Regions from separate parts of the Mus musculus genome. Here region 2 is linked to region 1. A link is a loop called in an ENCODE intact Hi-C map of the cell type or tissue named here. Cell type or tissue: gastrocnemius. All regions are shown on one strand.

Evidence for each region. Peaks named below come from ENCODE experiments on the same cell type or tissue, not always from the same donor. Only the 100,000 strongest peaks of a DNase experiment are listed, where the experiment ranks them.
Region 2: it touches region 1 in a loop (4-fold over the local background); 2 of 42 quality-filtered maps call a loop at or near these places.

The regions. Positions count from the first base shown.
Region 1 is chr9:101,924,812-101,927,311 of GRCm38, reverse strand. The region is part of intron 15 of Ephb1 (Eph receptor B1); the gene reads left to right. Among named protein-coding and RNA genes, the nearest start is that of Gm31326, 58 kb to the left of the region's middle. In gastrocnemius, a CTCF peak has its summit at 1,002 (motif pointing left); no DNase peak of the experiment used is centred here.
Region 2 is chr9:101,687,757-101,690,256 of GRCm38, reverse strand. No RefSeq gene overlaps it. Among named protein-coding and RNA genes, the nearest start is that of Gm31326, 300 kb to the left of the region's middle. In gastrocnemius, no CTCF peak of the experiment used is centred here; DNase peaks (open chromatin) are centred at 281 and 1,046.

The sequences.
Region 1 (2,500 bases):
CCCCAGATGAGAGTTTCTCATAGTCATCACCATATGTGGTTTCTCTCTCCCACATTTAAGGCTATAGACTCAGCCCATCAAAGAGAGCATCCAGATGGGAAGGGAGGACACAGCAGCCAACACTGGCGATCCAGTTGCCAGCAGGGTACTGCACTGATTCAGCGATTGCCGAGCTGTGTGGAGTGTGATCCTCACACTTATAAATACACACGCTTTCCGTCCCCACCCCTGTGCATTATTTACCAGTCTGCTCCTCCCACAAGAGGGTCGAGGAATACACAAAGTAAAATTATTCAAATACGATGAGAGTTAGACAGTTTCCTAAAGATCCACATGGTCCATTATTTCCCTGAGAATGTTCCAAGCAGCATCAGCTGTGGGAAATGTTAATAGGTTCTCCTTGGAAAAGAGGTCCCACGGTCAAATAAATTTGGGAAATGCTATCCACTTTATCACCCTAGTGGAGATTCGCTGTTCATATTAGCATTATAAAGGCCATGAGAAACTCTGAAAGAAAGAAAATCCCATTTCAAATTATTAAATACCATAGAACTGTAGTTTTGAGGGACAGGTTTTTATGGAGCTGCAGTTTGGGAAATATTTATCTAGTTCCAGTCTTTCTATTCAGCAGATTCTGAAATAGTGCGTCCAACGCATGAGCCAAGATGGGACACAAAGCTGCTTTCTGGCTGCTGGTTCAGTTTACACCTGCCTCAGGGCTCAAAGGAGTCCTAGGCTTTGCTGGTCACTGGACTAGTCTGGGAATCTTTAACACTGAAGCCTTAGCCTGGGGATGAAGCTCTGCCAGTTGTGCGCTTGCCTAACAGGCATCAAGCCTGGGGGTTCATCCTCCAGCCCTGTGTAAACTAGAGATGGCGGTGCATGTCTGCACTGGGAAGGTAGGGGGATCAGAAATTCAAGGTTATCTTCAGTTACCATATCAAGTCCAAGGCCAGCCTGGGCTACCAAATCCTAAAGTACTGGTGCCACCTGCAGGCTTCTGGTTAATGCTATGAGTCAGAAAACCAGGGGACTTCAGTATTCCTCAGGTGACTCTGATGTGTGACAGAGATGAGAAAACACAGGAAGGACCACATTCAGATTTTGCCTTTTGCCTTCTGTACTCAAAGGAGTTCAAATAATCCAAGCCAGGAAATCAAACCTTCCTTACACACATGCGCACGCGCACACACACACAGAGGAAGCACCCGAGCCACAGTATGTTCTGATAGCATCAGAGAAGATGCTGGTGGCCTATGCCAGAGGACCCCTCAGTCCAGCAAGCAGCTGACAAATGTTAACTGATCGCCTGTTATATCTTAGGCACAGTACTGGACTTTGGTTTTGTTTTTGTATTGTTAGGTTTTGTTTTTATTTTTATTTATTTATTTTTTATAGTCAGGCCTGTTGCTGCATCCAGGAAAAAAGAGTGGAGACCCACTCCTAGCCTCTCACCACAACGTAGACAGACAGCTTTCAGACACTGACTGCTTCCAGCCGATGCCTGCAGTCATGCTCAATCACTGTGAGGCGTCCTCTTCTCAGAAACGATAGAGTCTGGGTTTTTCTCCAGGGCGATGGTTTGAATGTGCATTTCCGTTTGAATCCACTAAATAGCAGTACATGTTTTTATGAAAGCTCAGCCCTGGTGATCCCTCCAAAAGGCAGCCCTACACATTTTAAATGATTGCCAAATGTACAGAACAAAACTTAAAGAAATAAAGTTTAAAACGAGCCAGCCTCCCCATCCTGCAGAGCCCAGAAGGATGTCCTAGGTGATCAGAGGGCCTAAGGACCTGTTTATGGGGTCAGGGCTACTCTAGTCTGCCCACTACTCTCATCAGCCAGAGTATTTTACTATTATTGTTTTTAGCATATTTCTCCTCCTCCCCACCGTGACTGAGTCAAATAAAGCTGTTCCTCCAGTCTGGGGAAAGTCACAGAAAAAAGAAACAAGGAGAAAATGTAAAAGGAAAGGTAAACTGAAAATGAAGGGATTTAGTTCAAAGTAAAACACAGGCACACAAGTACCAACCAGAGCAATCCAGTTTGTTTCTTGAGAGATGAGAGATGGGGTAAGAAAGAAAATGAGCAACTCCATAAAATAGATGGCGGGGCAATTTGTGAATTCAAAATTCACGACTGCTTCCCCCGAAGGATTTGTTATAAAAGTCGAGGGCAATTTGCCTATCTCAAGCAGCTGCAGCCTTGGAGAGATTGACTACAGCTAACATGGGGTGGGGGAGGGGCTTGAGGGCCAAAGCATTGTGCATACAGACCCAACCCAGGGTCTATAAAGGTGTGCAGTGTACAAAGGGCCAGGGAGCTTGGAAAAAAATAAACAAGACCATAGAAGAGTTTGAAAGGAGACCTGTAAGGGAGGTTGGGAACCTGGTGCTTTTGGATTTGAACCCCATTTCTCTCTGGTTATCTGCTCTGTGATATCCAGGGCATTGCTTCTTTGAATGACACTTGTCTTGTCCGAGACCCGGTGTCACTG
Region 2 (2,500 bases), 240 kb after region 1:
CCTTGAAAGAGGGGGCGCCTGTGAGCAGCTGTGGAGGGGGACTTATGGGTTTAGCCTTCCCTAAAGCTGCAAGGCTGAAAGGTTGGTTATTGTTTCAGCTGTTGTCATTTTGCACGTGGTTTTTAATCACATTGTTAATTTGGGCAGTAAAATAGGGTTTTCCAGGTTTTTCTCTGAACGTGCTGCTAGATAGCATCTGTACAGGCTCTGTGCCCCTGGCATGTGCATCTTAGATGTTGAAAGGCACACATTGAGGCTCAGGATTCTCATGCCCTTGGAGTCCTGTGGCCAAGCTACCCTGGGAACCCAAGGCTGGTCACCCCAGGATCCCCACTGCATACCTGAATATGCCAAATGATTTCACAGTGACCACAAATTCCCAGAGCAGATAATTCCAGCTACAGCGGTCACTGGTGTTTATAACCTCCCAAGAGACATACTATGTCAGAGGGGGGAAGCTATGGTTTTCATCTCTTCACTCGGGGTCTGAGCTTTGGTCAGCTCCCCTACCCCCACAGGCACACACACTAAAGTACCCATTACTCAAGGGCAATGGCATCAAATGTAAAGGGTCACACTTAGGCAGCTGCCAGAGATCAGCTGCAGACAGGAGGTGGCTAGGGACTGAATTTACATCAGCTTCTGAGCCTCTAGTCCAGACAGCAATCTCCCAAAGCTCTTAAAAAAATGGTGTCAAATGGCCAAAGACCTTCAAGAGACAATGGCATCAGAAATGGTCTCTGACACTAAATGCTGAGGGGAACCAGAAAGATAAATCATTATCATTTAAGCTCTGCGCGTTTTTTTAGACATAGTGTTTTTGCAATGTTTCCATAGAATGAAGAAATAAATCACCCTGCCCTTGACACTTTTAATAACTTTAAGAATGTGGTTAGGGTAATACTTAACTTTATTGACATATTGTATGGTTCATCCATCTCATCAAATGTCAATGAAACTTCGATGAGTATTAACTGAGGGCCCATAATACACTAGGAACTGGCTAGAAACACCCCCTCCCCCCGCCGAGTTCTCAAGTACCTTCCAGAAGCTCTCACTCACCGGCTTGACTGCTTCTGTGGAAATCGATCGCCTAGAAGGTTGTGCTTGAGGTTTGGAAGCTGGGACTCAGCAGAATCTAGCTAGGGAATTTGGTTTGCTGACTTTGGGGGGAGGGGGGAAATCCCTTCTTGGACTATTTGTGAGTATTCTCAGATTTAGGTGCCTCCTGTGAGCTTGGGACACAGACATGATAAATGGCCATTGGACAGTTGTGCTCCAGAGAGTCTGTGCAGCTTCTATAACTCAAGGTGGGCTCTGGAATTGCCTGGTCTCTACTTTCACAGAACAGGAAATAAGCCCAGGTAGGATCAACTCTTCAAAGTCACAATGCTACAACATAGCAGAACACTTGAAAATTGACTGTCTTGATTCTCAAGCCAATCTTCTCTCCACTAGTGTTCCGTTGGTGGTTGTATATTTTACAAAGGTTGAGAAAAGAAGGGAGAGGTCCAGTGAGATGGCTCATTGGGTAAGGATGCTTGCTGCTAAGCCCGACAACCTGAGATTCTGAGAAACCAGGGAAGAGAGGATGGAAGGGGTGAGCATATCAAACAATGCAAGGACTGACTGTGGTGACATCTGGCTCTTCTCAGCACAGGTTTCTCTCTCATTTCAAAGTTGAGCTGCTGTCTTTCCAAGAACACTGTGACCACCAACCCTCCCCTCTCAGCCATTCTAAGAGAGTCTTCATGTTTCCATTTGGACATTACTACTCCAAGAAGCTGTGCCTTTCCATGAAACCTAACTGCATCTTTTCAAGGCCCCCAAACCACATTACCTCCCCCTCACAGCTCCTAACATACTCCATTTTAATTGTATTTTATTTGTCTGCCTTCTCCAATCTTCTGTGAACAGCTGAAGGGTAGGGGCTAAGTCTGTTCTGAGCTCTCAAGATTGTCTCTATAGATCCTAAAGATAATAACTCTAAGAATGCAGTGAAGGTAATACTTAACTTATTGATATTGTTTACCATTCATCCATCTCATCAGACCTCAATTAAATCTCAGTGACCATTAAATAAGGGTTCGGCATGTCCTCAGCAGTAGAGCCTGGCATAGAGTAGATATCCAATAAATATTTTAGAATCCATAAATGAAGAGTGGGACACAGAGTCTCATCAGGAGGAAAGTGTCATTAGCCATTCCTCTCACAGAGTGATCCAATTTCTCCTGTCCCCTGAATACATCCTTGGCTGCTAATCTAAGCATTCTATAGTCAGACTTAGTTTGCCTGAGAAAACATATTATGGACCATGTAAAGATGAAAGCACACACATTTAAATGTGGCCCCTGTTATTTACGGGCATAGAACTTATACTCAAAGCACACATCTCCTGTAGAGCAAAAGCCAAAGGAAAAAATATCATACAAAGAAGTACAGAGCAAACACTTCAGAAATAGTTTGATATCTCTGCTACATAAAGAATTCATACAAATTG